Linked DNA regions of Homo sapiens: region 2 is linked to region 1. A link is an interaction called in ENCODE POLR2A ChIA-PET data of the cell type or tissue named here. Cell type or tissue: PC-3. All regions are shown on one strand. Links, peaks and the distances in the headings refer to the core of each region. The heading gives the core; the rest is flanking DNA.

Evidence for each region. Peaks named below come from ENCODE experiments on the same cell type or tissue, not always from the same donor. Only the 100,000 strongest peaks of a DNase experiment are listed, where the experiment ranks them.
Region 2: POLR2A ChIA-PET joins it to region 1 with 10 read pairs; 1 of 35 experiments calls an interaction of 5 or more read pairs at or near these places.

Annotation. Positions count from the first base shown.
Region 1 is chr2:120,641,421-120,649,760 of GRCh38, forward strand. No RefSeq gene overlaps it. Among named protein-coding and RNA genes, the nearest start is that of GLI2, 90 kb to the right of the region's middle. In PC-3, for the core only: no CTCF peak of the experiment used is centred there; a DNase peak (open chromatin) is centred at 6,261; H3K27ac peaks cover 1,028 bases.
Region 2 is chr2:119,805,975-119,814,314 of GRCh38, forward strand. It overlaps PTPN4 (protein tyrosine phosphatase non-receptor type 4), which reads left to right. Exons shown (of 27, transcript NM_002830.4): 2 at 3,863-4,017. The coding sequence starts at 3,880. Among named protein-coding and RNA genes, the nearest start is that of PTPN4, 50 kb to the left of the region's middle. In PC-3, for the core only: no CTCF peak of the experiment used is centred there; no DNase peak of the experiment used is centred there; H3K4me3 peaks cover 1,138 bases; H3K27ac peaks cover 1,958 bases.

The DNA of each region.
Region 1 (8,340 bases), core at 77-8,076:
CCCCGGCGCTATTGGTCTGTGACTAACAGGACATGGCAGAAGTGGTGGAATGTCACTCCCGAGATTAGATTATAAAAGACTGTCTTGGGCTCTCTTGATCTGCTGGATCACTCCCTCTGGGGGAGGCCACATCTGGAGCAGCCCATGGAGAGGTCAATGTGCAAGGACCTGAAGCCTCCTGCCAACAAGCACATGGGTGAGCTTGGAAGCAAAATGCTCAGCCCTACTGATCCCTGAGATGACTGCAACTCTGTCACACAGCTTGACTGCAACCGCATGGGAGACCCTGAGCCAGAACAGCCTGGCTAAGCTGCTGGTGAATTCCTGACGCTCAGAAATTGTGAGATAACAAATGTGTGTTGTTTTAAGCTATTAAATTTCAGAGCAATTTGTTATGCAGCAATAGACAATGAATCTAGTTGGAAATCCTTTTCCTTCGTAGTTTTGAAAGCTTTACTCTAAGGCCCTCTAGCTTTCTGGGGCTGCTACTCAGAAAGCCAAAACAATTCTGATTTCTGAATTTTTGCACATGACCTTCTCCATCCCAGGTGTTCAAAAAGTGCCCATTGGTTTGCCTTGTTGGGTCTGCATTTTCCATTTCCATTGTGCTGGGGCCCTGATGGGCCTGTCTTTCAGTTTGGGGGAATTTTCTTGAATCGGTTTGTTGACAATTCTCTACCCTCTATTTTCTCTATTGTCTCTTCCTAAAATTCCTTATTATTCACATTTTGGATTCCCTGGATGAGTTCTCACTTTCTTACTCACCATTTGATTTTTCTCTCCTTTCCATTTATGTGGTTTTTTACCTTGCTTTCTGGGTAATATCTTTATCTTCCCATCTTGTTATAAGATTTGTATTTCATTTTCTGTTCTGTATGTTCTGTATTCCCCCTTTTTGTTCTTGCTTTTGCAGAGTGTTTCCTTTTGGTAGTATCTTGTGCTTATGTTATGGATGTAGTGTCTTCCCTTAGGAATCTAAAGATGTGAATACTATTGGTTTTGGTGGCTTTTTCTGGTTTGTTTGTTTCTTTAAAAGTTTTCTTCTTTCTGCATAGTCTGCTCTTTCAGGTTGTTTTCATTTGTTTATTTTCTTTGATCTATTTCTTTTATGTTAGAATTGTCCTCATAGGTCTGGTAATCTTAGTGTATGTGTTTCTATTTGAGAATGGAACACTGGAAAATTGACAGGAAGCTCTTACCCTCCATTGGGTTGGATTTGTTCCCTGAGTTTCACCTGGGGTGATATGGGTGGGCCTTTGGCACTTGTTCCAGCCACCCACCACTGTGGAACAAACCACTCTAAAACTCAGTGGCTTAAAACGACATTTGTGTTGCTCACGAATCTGCAAACTGGACAGGGCTTTGTGGGGACAGCTCATCTCTGCTCCATTCAGCAGCAGCTGGGGAGCCTGAAGACAGGTGGATGAAGTTCTGGCTCACTTGCCTGGTGTCTGGGCTTTGCATGGCTGGAGGCTTTTGGGCTTCTCTCTGTCCCTATGAGCTCTCTCCACATGGTTTCTCCAGCACGGGGGTTTCGGGGCAGGTGGATCTCTAACATGCTGACTCAGGGCTCCCAAAGTGCATGTCCCAGAGAAAAAAAAAAAAAACCTGGGCAGAGGCCATGTCAATGTTTATGATTGAGTATTGAAAGTCACACTATTTCTTTCCTCAAAGCAGTCACAGAGGCCCACACAGTTTCACAGGAAGGAGAATAGACCCTACCATTAATGGAGGAGTGTCAAAACTCTGGAAAAGCTAGTGGGACTGGAAATGTTGTTACAGTCATTTTTGATACAAACTATCACAATACTTGAGTATAACATATTCTGGAAAAATCATGGTATTCGTTTCCTATTGCTGCCATAACAAATAATCACAAGTTTAATGCTTATAAAAACACACACTTATTACCTCACAGCTCTGAAGGTCAGAAGGCCAAAATCCAGAGGTGAGCAGGGCCAGGCTACTTCTGGGGGTGTTGGGGAGCATCTGTCTCCTTGCTTTTTCCTACTTCTACGGATCTCCTGTACTCCTTGGCCTTCCTCTGTCTCCAAAGCACGTCACTCCAACCTCTGCCCCTGTTGTCACACCTCCTTCCTCTGATGCTGGCCCTCTCACCTCTCTCTAGTAAGAATCCTCCTGATGACATAGAGGCCAGCTGGGTCACCTGGGATAACCTCTTACTCTGCAAAGTCCCTTTGCCATGTAAGGTGACATGTTCACAGGTTCTGCGGAGTAGGACGTGGGCATCATTGATGGGGCCATTGTTCCGTCTACCACATTCACGGACGTGGAGCAGCTCATTCCCTAGTGACTCTGCAGCTCCTAAATGGGTGATTCGGGTGAGTCCTGAGGGGCTACTCCAGTGGCCCTAAAGACCCTTCACCCTTATCCCTGGGGTCCCCACCCGCCTCTTACCCTCAGCCCTGAAGCTTCTTGCACAGTGTCCAGCCTGCACTGCGGTCTGCAGAAGCTCCTAACTGGCGTTGGCTCTAAGGGCCCTTCTTCTCTCACATAAGCCCACCCTCTGCTCCCAGAATTCTGAGCAAGTACAGCTCCAAGTTCCCTCAGGGGCCTTGCCTAATCCAGAGATGCTGTCAGGCACCGTGGAAAGATTCCGTTCACACATCTGGTGGGGACCTGGGCCCGATGCTGCCCCTCTTTGGGCTTCAGTTTCCATGCCTTCAACCTGGGAAGTTGGACAGAAGTTGAGAGGGGTGACCAAGGAAGGGTCATGCATCCTTACACGAGAGATAAGCCTAGTCCTAGCCATGGCCATTTCTCACCCGCTCAGTAGTGACAATTATAGCAGTGTTTGCTTCCAATTTTTTAGACACAAAAAATTACAGGTACATTCGAAGTCCCTGTGAATCCCTACTCAGTTCCTTTCCCCTCCCTAAACTTAACCCCACCGCCCCTGGGGGAACCACCATCTCAACTTTGGTGTGTCCAGGGTTTTATTCTTTCTACATAGGTGTGTGACCATAAATAATAGATACGATTGTTCTGTGTTTTAAAAGATTACATACATAAGCCAAAGCCATGTACACATTCAATGCAATCCCTATCAAAATTTCAATAGCTTCTTCACAGAAAAAGAAAAGTGGGTCCTTAAATTCCTATAGAACTGCAAGGAGCCTCAGTCAAAACAATCTTTAAAAAATGGTTGAGGGACTCACACTTCCTGACTTCTAAACTTACTGCAAAGCTACAGTAATTAAAATGCTATAGTGGGCCCGGCGTGGTGGCTCACACCTGCAATCTCAGCACTTTGGGAGGCTGAGGCGGGCTGATCATGAGGTCAGGAATTCGAGACCGGCCTGACCAACATGGTGAAACCCCGTCTCTATTAAAAATACAAAAATTAGCTGGGTGTGGTGGCAGGTGCCTGTAATCCCAGCTACTTGGGAGGCTGAGGCAGGAGAATCACTTGAACCCGGGAGGCGGAGGTTCCAATGAGCCAAGATTGCGCCATTGCACTCCAGCCTGGGTGACAGAGTGAGACTCTGTCTGAAAAACAAATTTTTTAATAAAAAATAAAAAAACAAATAAAATGCTATAGTGTTGGCACAAGGACAATCATATATGGAAAAACACTGTTAAAAATGAAAGTAGAATAGAGAGCTCAGAAATAAACCCTTACTTATATGGTCAATTGATTTCCTTCTTTTTTTTTTTTTTTGACAAGTTCTCACTCCGTTGCCCAGGCTGGCATGCAGTGGTGCGATCATAGCCCACTGCAGCCTTGAACTCCTGGGCTCAAGCAATCCTCCTACCTCAGCCTCCTGAGTATCTGAGTCTACAGGCAAAGGCCACCACATCCAGCTACTATTTTTACTTTTTATAGAGATGAGCCTCTCTATGTTGCCCAGGCTGGTCTTGAAATCCTGGCTTCAAGCAATCCTCCTGCCTTAGCTTCTCAAAATGCTGGGATTACAGGCTTGAGCCCACACCCGGCCTGGTCAATTGATTTTTGACAAGGATGCTGAGACCACACAATGGGGAAAAGAACAGCCTTTCAACAAATGATATTGGGAAAACTAGATATCGACATGCAAAAGAATGAAGTTGCACCTTTACCTTATGCAATGTGCAATGTTAACTCAAAATGGATCAAAATCTAAACTTAAGAACTAAAACTATAATACCATTAAGGGGAAAGCTTCATGACATTGGATTTGGTAATAATCTCATGTATATGGCACCAAAAGTACCAGCAACAAAAGAAAAATTAGGTAAATTAGACTTCATCAATGTTTAGTCTTAGGGTTTTTTTGGTTGGTGTTTTTTTTTTTTGTTTTTTTTTTTTTTTTGAGACAGGGTTTTGCTCTGTTACCCAGGCTGTAGTGCAGTGGTGTGACCATGGCTCACTGCAGCCTCTACCTCCGGCGCTCAAGCAATCCTCCTGTCTCAGCCTCCTGAGTAACTCGGATTACAGTCTTGCACCACCATGCCCAGCTAATTATTTTTTTGGAGAGATGGGGTAGCATTATGTTGCTCAAAGTGGTCTCAAACTTTTGAGCTTATGCAATCCTCCTGCCTTGGCCTCCCAAAATGCTGGGGTTACAAGCATGAGCCACTGAGCCCAGCCCAGTCTTAGTTCTTTAACTTGCAGAATTATAGATTTTTTTTTGGTAATGATAACTTCTTTTTATCTCTTAATATCTACATGATCTTCTTCATTGCTGATATTGGTAATGTGTTGTCTCTTTTCTTGTTTTTGGGTTTATCAAGTTTATTATCTTTTCAATAATCCACTCTTTGCTTTGCTAAACTTTTCTGTTCTGTATCTGCTTTATATTTCATTAATTTTTGTTCTTATTTTTATTTCCTTCTGTCTTCTTTCCTTGGGTTTACGTTGTTATTTTTCTAGCTCCTTGAGCTAGAAATGTAGATGCTGGTTTTAAACTGTTTTCTCCTATAATGTATGCATTTAAAACTACAAATTTCTAATCTCTGCTTTTGCTGTTTATCTCAGGTATTTGTATATAGCATTTTTATTTGCATTCAGTTCAAAATATTTTCTAATTTTCTGTTCGATTTCTTTCTTGACTGCAAGTTATTTAGAAGTATTCTGCTTAACGCACAAACATTTGGGGTTTCTAATAATCTTTCTTTTGTTCATTTCTTGTTTATTTCCACTTTGGTCAGAGATCATCCCTGCGTGATTTCATCTTTTGAACTTTGTTAAGACTTGCTTTACAGTCCAACACATGTTCTATTTTGGTAAATATGCACTTGAAAAGATTGTGTGTTCTCTAGTTGCTGGGTGTAGTGTTCCATATAAATGTCTGTAAAGCCAAGTTGATTAATTCTGTTGTTCATTTTTTTATATACTTATTGACCTTTTATCTGATTTTCCTATCAGTTGCTCAAAGAGATTTGTTAAAATCTCCAACTATGATTACAGATTCGCCTATTTCTCTTTCTTCTATTTTCTACTTCATTTGTTTTGAAGCTCTCTTACTAGGTACATACAAGTTTCTGATTGTTATGTCTTCCTGTTGAATTAACTCTTTTATCATTAGGAAATGTCATGTTTCAACTCCATTACTACTTCTGGCACGAAGTCTACTTTGCTATTATTTCAGCCACACCTTTCATCTGGTTAGTATTTGCACGACACAACTTTTGCCATCTTTTGACTGTTTATCTTTCTATGTTTTTATATTTAAAGTGTGTCTTAGCCCGGGCCTGGTGGCACGTGACTGTAGTCCCAGCTACTTAGGAGGCTGAGATGGGAGGATGGCTTGACCCCAGCCAGGAGTTCAAGACCAGCCTGGGCAACACAGTAAGACCCCATCTCTACTGAAAAAAAAAAATTAGCTGGGCATGGTGGCATGTGCCTGTAGTTCCAGCTACTCAAGAGGCATTTGCATTTGGAGTGTTTCCTTTTGTTTCCTGTAGTGTGGGTCTGCCAGTGATAAGTTCTCTCAGCTTTTGTTAGTAAGAAAATGTCTTTACTTTGCCTTTGTTTTTTAAATTTTAGCCTTTTTACATTTTTGAAACAATCATAAAGTTATAGAAAAGTACAAAGTTGAATATGAAGAATTTTTTTTGCCTGAACCATTTGAGAGTATTTTGCCAGCCTGATGCCTCATCACCCTGAATGCTGTAGCATATATTTTCTTTAAATATTCTCTGGCAAACCAAGGTACAACCTTAAACATCAGGAAATTAACAATGATGCATTACTATCTTAGCTGACATCCTGTTTAAGACGTGCCAATTGTTCCAATGACGTCTTTAGAAAAGGAATCATGCTTTGCAATCATTCGGCACGAGTCACCATGTCTTTCTAGTTTCCTTCAGTTTGGAACAGCTTCTTGATCTTTCCTGGGCTTTCCTGACCTTGATAGTTTTGAAGATTACAGGCTAGATACTTCACCGAATTGCCCTCAATTTGCATTTCTCTCATAATCTGATCTGCAGCATTATATTCAGGGGACGGGTCTTCAGCAGACCTATCAAGGAAGGGGGGCTGCATTCTTCTCATTGCATCCTAGCGGGTGTTGCATAGCAATTTGTCCCATCCTTGGTGATGTTTACTTTGATCATTTGATTAAAATGTGGTCTGCCAGTCTTCTCTAATATAATGTTATTCTTTCCCCCTTTGTGTAAGTCTGTTGTGGAGAGGCCTTTTTTTGTTGTTTGTTTTTGAGATGGAGTCTTGCTCTGTTGCCCAGGCTGGAGTGCAGTGGCATGATCTTGGCTCACTGCAACCTCTGTCTCCTGGGTTCAAGCAATTCTCCTGCCTCAGCCTCCTAAGTAGCTGGGATTACAGGCATGTGCCACCACACCCGGCTTATTTTTGTTAGTAGAGATGGGGTTTCACCTTGTTGGTCAGGCTAGTTTCGAACTCCTGACCTCGTGATCTGCCTGCCTTAGCCTCCCAAAGTGCTGGGATTACAGGCGTGAGCCACCGTGCCCCAGTCGAGGTGCTTTTAAACTATGTTTAAAGTCCTGCTCTTCACTGAACTTTATTTCTTATTTATTTTTTGAGAGAGAGTTTCTCTCTGTTGCCCAGGCTGGAGTGCAGTGGTATGATCTCAGCTCACTGCAACCTCTGCCTCCTGGGTTCCAGCCATTCTCCTGCCTCAGCATCCCAAGTAGGTGGGATTACAGGTGCCCAACGCCATGCCTGGCTAATTTTGTATTTTTAGTAGAGATGGGGTTTCACCATGTTGGCCAGGCTGGCCTCGAACTCCTGGCCTCAAATAATCCTCCTGCCTCGGCCTCCCAAAGTGCTGGGATTAGAGGCGTGAGCCACCATGTCCAACCTATTTTCTTTATAGTTGTATAAGCTCATGTTTTCCTGTTTTATTGAAAGGGTTATAATCTGGCCGGGTGTGGTGGCTCACGCTTGTAATCCCAGCACTTTGGGAGGCCGAGGCGGGAGGATAACGAGGTCAGGAGATAGAGACTACCCTGGCTAACACCGTTAAAACCCGTCTCTACTAAAAAAAAAAAAAAAAAAAAAAAATTAGCCGGACGTGGTTGTGGGCGCCTGTAGTCCCAGCTACTTGGGATGCTGAGGCAGGAGAATGGCATGAACCTGGGGAGCGGAGCTTGCAGTGAGCTGAGATCACGCCACTGCACTCCAGCCTGGGTGACAGAGCGAGACTCCATCTCAAAAAAAAAAAAAAAAAAAGAAAGAAAGAAAGAAAGAAAGGTCGTAATCCATTGTTACTATTTATTTTGATGTTCAGATTGTGCCTGGTTTGACCAGTAGGGGACACTTTGAGGTGGCTCCTGTGTCCTTTTGACATGTCCCCATCCTTCTTTGGGCACTTCCTTGCATTTTGGCACCAGGTGTTGTGAACTCATCTTATCCTTTCCCTGCCCCAGTCCTGAAATTAGCCATTTCTCCAAGGATTCCTAGTTCCCTTTCAGTGAAAAATGTTATTTAGAAGCCAAAATCTGGGTAATAAGTATGTATGCGTATGTATGTATATTATATATGTGTGTGGCACATATATTCATAAATCCACACAGATATCCTATTCCAAACCAATATCACAGAGTTCTTTCTATTTTCTCCTTCATAACTCTCTCTCTGACTCCCCAAGCTGAACCTGCTTCCCCCAACATGAGGATTCCCAGCCGGGTGTGGTGGCTCATGCCTATAATCTCAACACTTTGGGAGGCCGAGGTGGGTGGATCACCTGAAGTCAGGAGTTTGAGAGCAGCCTGGCCAACATGCCGAAACCCCATTTCTACTAAAAATACAAAAATTAGCCAGGCATGGTGCCGCATGCCTGGAATCCCAGCTACTCGGGAGGCTGAGAGAGCAGAATCGCTTGAACTCAGGAGGCAGAGGGTGCAGTGAGTCGAGATTGT
Region 2 (8,340 bases), core at 317-8,316, 840 kb before region 1:
ACTAAGCTTCATAAGTGAAGGAGAAATAAAATTCTTTACAGACAAGCAAATGCTGAGAGATTTTGTCACCACCAGGCCTGGCTTACAAGAGCTCCCGAAGGAAGCACTAAACATGGAAAGGAACAACTGGTACCCGCCACTGTAAAAACATGCCAAATTGTAAAGACCATCGATGCTAGGAAGAAACTGCATCAACTAATGGGCAAAATAACCAGCTAACATCATAACGATGGGATCAAATTCACATATAACAATATTAACCTTAAATGTAAATTGGCTAAATGCCCCAATTAAAAGACAGACTAGCAAATTGGATAAAGAGTCAAGACCCATCAGTGTGCTGTATTCAGGAGACCCATCTCACGTGCAGAGACACACATAGGCTCAAAATAAAGGGATGGAGGAATATCTAACAAGCAAATGGAAAGCAAAAAAAAGCAGGGGTTGCAATCCCAGTCTCTGATAAAACAGAGTTTAAACCAATAAAGATCAAAAGAGACAAAGACGGCCATTACATAATGGTAAAGGGATCAATTCAACAAGAAGAGCTAACTATCCTAAATATATATGCACCCAATACAGGAGCACCGAGATTCATAAAACAAGTCCTTAGAGACCTGCAAAGAGACTTAGACTCCCACACAATAATAATGGAAGACTTTAACACCCTACTGTCAACATTAGACAGATCAGCGAGGCAGAAGGTTAGAAAGAATATCCAGGATTGAACTCAGCGCTGCACCAAGCGGACCTAATAGACATCTACAGAACTCTCCACCCCAAATCAGCAGAATATACATTCTTCTCAGCACCACATCACACACCACATCCAAAATTGACCACATAGTTGGAAGTAAAGCACTCCTCAGCAAATGTAAAAGAACAGAAATCACAACAAACTGTCTCTCAGACCACAATGCAATCAAATTAGAACTCAGGATTAAGAAACTCACACAAAACCACACAACTACATGGAAACTGAACAACCTGCTTCTGAATGACTACGGGGTAAATAACAAAATTAAGGTAGAAATAAAGATGTTATTTGAAACCAATGAGAACAAAGACACAACGTACCAGAATCTCTGGGACAACTTAAAGCAGTGCGTAGAGGAAAATTTATAGCACTAAATGCCCACAAGAGAAAGCAGGAAAGATCTAAAATCGACACCCTAACATTACAATGAAAAGAACTAGAGAAGCAAGAGCAAACACATTCAAAAGCTAGCAGAAGGCAAGAAATAACTAAGATCAGAGCAGAACTGAAGGAGATAGAGACGCAAAAAACCCTTCAAAAAATCAATGAATCCAGAAGCTGGTTTTTTGAAAAGATCAACAAATTGATAGACTGCTAGCCAGACTAATAAAGAAGAAAAGAGGGAAGAATCGAATAGACGCAATAAAAAATCATAAAGGAGATATCACCACCCATCCCACAGAAATACAAACTACCATCAGAGTACTATAAACACCTCTACGCAAATAAACTAGAAAATCTAGAAGAAATGGATAAATTCCTGGGCACATACACCCTCCCAAGACTAAACCAGGAAGAAGTTGAATCTCTGAATAGACCAATAACAGGCTCTGAAATTCAGGCAATAATTAATAGCCTACCGACCAAAAAAAGTCCAGGACCAGACGGATTCATAGCCGAATTCTACAAGAGTTACAAAGCGGAGCTCGTACCATTCCTTCTGAAACTATTCCAATCAATAGAAAAAGAGAGAATCCTCCCTAACTCATTTTATGAGGCCAGCATCATCCTGATACCAAAGCCTGGCAGAGACACAACAAAAAAAGAGAATTTTAGACCAATATCCCTGATGAACATCGATGCAAAAATCCTCAATAAAATACTGGCAAACTGAATCTAGGAGCATATCAGAAAGCTTATCCCCCAAGATCAAGTCGGCTTCATCCCTGGGATGCAAGGCTGGTTCAGCATACACAAATCAATAAACGTAATCCATCAGCTAAACAGAAGCAATGACAAAAACCACATGATTATCTCAATAGATGCAGAAAAGGCCTTTGACAAAATTCAACAGCCTTTCATGCTAAAAACTTTCAATAAACTAGGTATTGATGGAACGTATCTCAAAATAATAAGAGCTATTTATGACAAACCCACAGCCAATATCATACTGAATGGGCAAAAGCTGGAAGCATTTCCTTTGAAAACTGGCACAAGACAGGGATGCCCTCTCTCAACCACTCCTATTCAACATAGTGTTGGAAGTTCTGGCCAGGGCAGTCAGGCAAGAGAAAGAAATAAAGGGTATTCAGTTAGGAAAAGAGGAAGTCAAATTGTCCCTGTTTGCAGATGACATGATTGTATATATAGAAAACCCCATCATCTCAGCCCAAAATCTCCTTAAGCTGATAAGCAACTTCAGCAAAGTCCCAGGATACAAAATCAATGTGCAAAAATCACAAGCATTCCTATACACCAATAACAGACAGAGAGCCAAATCATGAGTGAACTCCCATTCACAATTGCTACAAAGAGAATAAAATACCTAGGAATCCAACTTACAAGGGATGTGAAGGACCTGTTCAAGGAGAACTACAAACCACTGCTCAACGATGTAAAAGAGGCCCAGCTAATTTTTAAAACATTCTTTTTTGTAGAAACAGGGCCTCCCTGTGTTTTCCAGGCTGGTCTCAAACTCTTGTCCTGAAGCAATCCTCCCACCTCCCAAATCGTTGGGATTACAGTCATGAGCCACTTCACCCAGCCCAATCACTGTCTTTTAATTGTGGAATTTTACTTGGCAAGCGTCTCCTTGTCAACATAGTAAGACTTTTTTCCCCTACATTATTTTTATATTTATATAACAATGACTTTTACTTTGAGCTTTAATCTTTTGAAATGAATAATCTGTGAGAGATCAGCTCCAGGTATTATCACTGATTTGAAATACTATTTTCATTATATTTTGCTTACTCATTGTTCATACTGCTTACTACTTATTGCTTACTCATTCAAACATCCCAAATACTAGTCTTTCTTCTAGTTTAGTGTGTTTCCTTTACCTAATTGTCTTTAAGACAGAAGTGTTAGGTGTTTTAAAGTTTGAATCCTTAAATGCCTGAGTGTTTTAAGAGTTTTTTTTTCTCCTCCATGAATGTTAATTTTCTAGGTATATAAGTCAGTGTTTCAAAGAATTTTCTTTCACAACTTTGAAGCTACAGCTTCATTGTCTTTAAACATCTAGTATCGCTGATATCACTGTGATTTCTGTTGTTTTATAGGCCATCTAGTTTTTATCTCTTAGGTTAAAAATTCAGAAGCAAAGATTGGTCACCATTTCTATTTTGTTTTCTTAGGAATAATAACAATAATACTATTAGGTTGAATTTTGAGGATGGTTAAAATGAAGGGTTGTTTTTTTTTTTAAACTTCTTGGTTTCCCCAACACCTTAAGTTTTTTAAAAAAGGGAAGGGCCTGCCAAAATTAAATAATTTTTCCTCCTGTTGTCATTCTACAGTGCTTTAAAATACTTGCATCAATGAGTAATATCCAACTTCCTGAGGCAGCATAATCTTCCCGCCCCTTTTGGCTACTCCAAAGTTTACATATTTTGAATTGGAATATGACTTCCTTAAAAATTTATGTATTAAATCTTCTGGATGGAGCAGTTAAAAAAAAAACCTCTTTTTCAAAGCAGTGGTAACTTTAGTTTGATGATGAACTATATATAACTTATACCTACAATTCTTATTCTGGTGTTTCAAAATTTATAACTGTTTTCCACCTAAGTTTTAATTGAGAAATATATAATAACTTTGCCTTTTAAACTACAGCTTATATTTTACGAACCTTTTATTTAGTGAATTTTTTTTTTTTTAACTTAGACTTTGTGTGGACAGTAATGACCTCACGTTTCCGATTGCCTGCTGGCAGAACCTACAATGTACGAGCATCAGAGTTGGCCCGAGACAGACAGCATACTGAAGTGGTTTGCAACATCCTTCTTCTGGATAACACTGTACAAGCTTTCAAAGTCAATGTAAGTATTTTGTGTCTTTTAAAAAATAATCTCTGGCTATAAGTCTGAATTTAGACATATATGTAAACTAGGATTATTAAATTATAGTACAGTTTGAAAAGTCTTATTCAAGTAAAAAAGTCTTTTTGGTGCAGGATTGTATTAGATGCATGCTCTCATTCAAACTGGGTCTTTTTAAAAAGTGTTGCTCACTGGATGTTGTTGAGAAACCAACAGTGTGCATTTTGATTAGTAGAGCAGATCCATAGTATGTGTGTGGTTTTCATAAATGTGCTTGAGGGTGCCTGAAAAGAATTTGTTCTTCTAAATAATTTATACATATTCATGGTAATTTTACTTGTACTGTCTGTGAGTAAAATTTTTGCCAAACAAAAATAAATGACAGCCCTGATCTTATCTATCGTCTGAAATATTTATTTAACAAATATTTGTTCATCCTATTTGTGTCTAGCTTTGTTTGCTCATCGTTATTTGTGAGTTTTACCCATGTGGTGTGTTAACAGTAGTTAGTTCATTGTTACTGCTCTGTAGTACCCTTTTGTATGAATATACTATAGTTTACTTATCCTTTCATTTACCATTTACTTGTCCAGTTTATTGTTGGTATATATTTGGATTTGTTTCCACTTTGGGCTCTTACAAATAATACTGCTGTGAACATTCTTGTACATATCTTGATACATATAAAAGTGTATTCTCCCTTTTTATTTAAAAACTTTTCAACCTATATGGAAAAGGTGAAATAATATTATAATGAATACCCTTATACCCTTTACCTAAATTGACCCAGTGTTAACATTTTGCACATTTACTTTATGTTTCCTTCTCTCTACATGACTTTTTTTTCCTGAACCTTTTGAAAGTAAGTACTTCAGTATTCCGAGAATCTCATAATTACCACATCCCTAAATTTAACTTTATGAAAATAATAATATATGCAGTCTGTATTCAAACTGGAATTCTTATTCTTCAGGATGTTTTGGTATTTCCAAATTTTTCAGGATGTTTTCTGCTGTATTACTTGGGTATTTCCACACTTTGAAATCTTTAAGTAATATAAAATATGAATCTTACACCGGGGCCAGTCGGGGGATTAGGGGCTGGGGGAGGGATAGCATTAGGAGAAATACCCAATGTAAATGATGAGTTGATGGGTGCAGCCAACCAACATGGCACATGTATACCTAGGTATCAAACCTGCATGTTGTGCACATGTACCCTAGAACTTAAAGTATAATAATACAAAAAATGAATCTTTCTTATTTACCAGTTTAAGCTTAAAATTTTCTGTGTATTACTATATAGCAGGATTATGAATTTATCTCAAATTCCAAGCTATTTCACATTGAAAAAGGGGCTGCAGAGTAGTGAATATTACATCATTATCATTAAAAATACCTTCAACATTATCTAAAATACCCAACAGATTTAGGATTTAGTGTGCTTTTCTAAAAAGCTAAACTTTTGATTTCTTTTGTATTCTATCATCTGTTAATATATAGTTGGAATATAGGTTGCCAAACAGAGATAACATAAAGTGAAGAGAATTCTACTTCGTACAAATTTCTATTTAATAGAAACTCTCATGTATTAGACAGTTGATGTAAGAAAATAAGCCTTTTTTCCTATTATTCACGTGTTAGAATTCTTTTTTGGAAAAGGCATAAATTTAATAACTTTTGTCTTAGCTTAAATTTAGCTACTATTTAGTTTTCATTTTAACTATAGTTTTGAATGTATTTCAAAATATTGTAAAAAGGTTTGGTATGTTTCTCAGCTAGCATAATTTTCTGTTGAGCACTTTAGTTAACAGTAGTATGCTGTATTTTTCAGTGTAGTAATCAATGTGCTGTCTAGTTACTCTTTTAGAAAGACATATATATTAATGTACTTTTATATGTTTATATTTTAAAAATATATATTACATATATTTAGCTGGCAGTTTCAATAGACCTGGATATATTACCTAGAATGGTAAGTAAGCTTACCATTCTGTGGTGCTAGAAACTTTCTCTACCATTATCTCAGGTCATCAAAAAACTTAAGAGGAACAATATTTATGAAAAATTGCTGGTTATGTGGTATATTTATTCCTCTGGGTATTTGAACCCAAGCCATTCAAACCAAAAGAGTTGCTTTGTACTTTTAGGTAGATTATTTATCTTTTAATCCATGTGAATAGATCTCCAGTTATGTACTTTACAACCTGTGGAGTGGTATGTGGCAGCCTGCAAACTAATTGGGGGTTTGAAAGTTTTGGTGTTTGTTTTCTTGTGTCCACTTAGTACCATTAAGTCTCAGAAATCCTTTGTGGGCAGCTGCCAGGTTCACCAGCATTTCTCTGTTCACCAAGAAGGAGAACTACTCAGTTTCCTTTGGAGACTACCAGGCATTGGAGTCATTGCTTTTCATGAAAGATTTTTGCACCACAGGTAAAATATTCATGTTGCCAAAGCCTGCTTTGTTTCATCTGGTAGTTATCTCATCAAAGCCGTTTCTGTATTTTCTGAGGGAAATTTTTGTAATGAAGGAGTTGATGTAACTTCACTAGATCTTGCTTTTTCTCTGCTGTGGACATAGGAATGATAAGCCTGTTATCACTGGGTTTGTGTTGGCTTGTGTTGTTTCAATGTCAAGTCCTATTTTCACTGTGGCTTTGGTATAACCATTTATTTACTGTGGCCAACCTATGGAGTGTATTGTCCCTCTCATGCCGTGAATTCATTGTCACTAAATGAATTCATGATATGAGAATTCATCTCACCAAATATGTTTGCATTAACAACTCACTAAATATGTTTGCATTAAATACTTTAAAATGCATAGTGTCCGTACTACATGGATTGATGTCTTCAATCTATGAGGATTTTTACCCCTAATTTTTGACTTGACTTTTACTTTGGTGCAGCTGATTAACGTTAGCCTGTATGATGAACAAGGAAGGGCTGGGAGGACCAGCCTATTTTAGTTACTGTGACTGCGTAAGAAATTACCCTAAAACTTAGTGGCATAAAATAACCATGTATTGTCCTCAGGGATTCCGTGAGTCAGAGATTCACACACACACACAAAAGGCTTAATTTTGCTCCATTATGTATCAGTCCTCGGCTGGAAGACTCAAAGGCTGGAGGCTAGAATCATTCGAAGGCTTATTCACTCACATGGCTGTTACCTGAAACCTTAGCTGAGGCTGAGGCACCTATATATGACCTCTTGATATCCTGGACTTCTTCATAGCACAGTGGCTGGTTTCTTTCTTTCTTTTTTTTTTTTGAGACGGAGTTTCGCTGTTGTTGCCCAGGCTGGAGTACAATGGCACGATCTCGGCTCACCGCAACCTCCGTCTCCCAGGTTCGAGCGATTCTCCTGCCTCAGCCTCCCTAGTAGCTGGGATTACAGGCATGTGCCACCATGCCTGGTTAATTTTGTGTTTTTAGTAGAGACAGGGTTTCTTCATGTTGGTCAGGCTGGTCTTGAACTCCCGACCTCAGGTGATCCACCTGCCTTGGCCTCCCAAAGTGCTAGGATTACAGGCATGAGCCACTGTGCCCGGTCACAGTGGCTGGTTTCTAAGGGTGAGCATCTTTAGAGAGAGAGCCACACTGTAGCTATATTGCCTTTCCAGTCTGGCCTGGGAAGCCATGTAATGTTACTTTTTCCATGTTCTATTTGTCAAGGTTGTCACAGAGTTAAGTGAAAGGAAATAGACTGCATCTTGATAAAAAGTGGAGGATCATCATGTGGGATCAGAAATGTTGCCGTGGACTTACTGGGAAAATACAGTCTGCCAATATGGCATCCTGTGGAGGTGTCCATTTTGCCTCTTCCTCATCACTTACTGTACCCATCTTCCTACTTTCATAGATACCCAGAAATTTCATCCCAGAACTGTCTCCTTTGCTTCTCAAGGGATAGCTACCATATTTAAGGAGTCAGAGATGATGAAAGACAGGTTTAATTTTTATTATTTGCTCTTTGTGTTTATTATTTAAATTATTTACCCAGGTGTGCCATACTTAAAAAAAAATGTATATGTGTGTGTATGTGTGACACACACACATCTATCTTTTAAATTTGATCTATATGTTTTATTTTATAAGTGTATGTATGTACATGTAATTGGCGTATTCATTTACACAATTTTCAAAACCATATAGTTTTATAGGTCTTGAGTTTGTAGAGCCTCACTGCCAGTCTTCTTAGAGCTGAGTGAGAGGAAGGGATTGGAGAGGACTTACCTATTCACTATGTAGATTTTTTCTTATTATGCAGGCTCTGTCTGTACAATACAGGCAGTATAATCTGCCTGTACAATTAGTACAG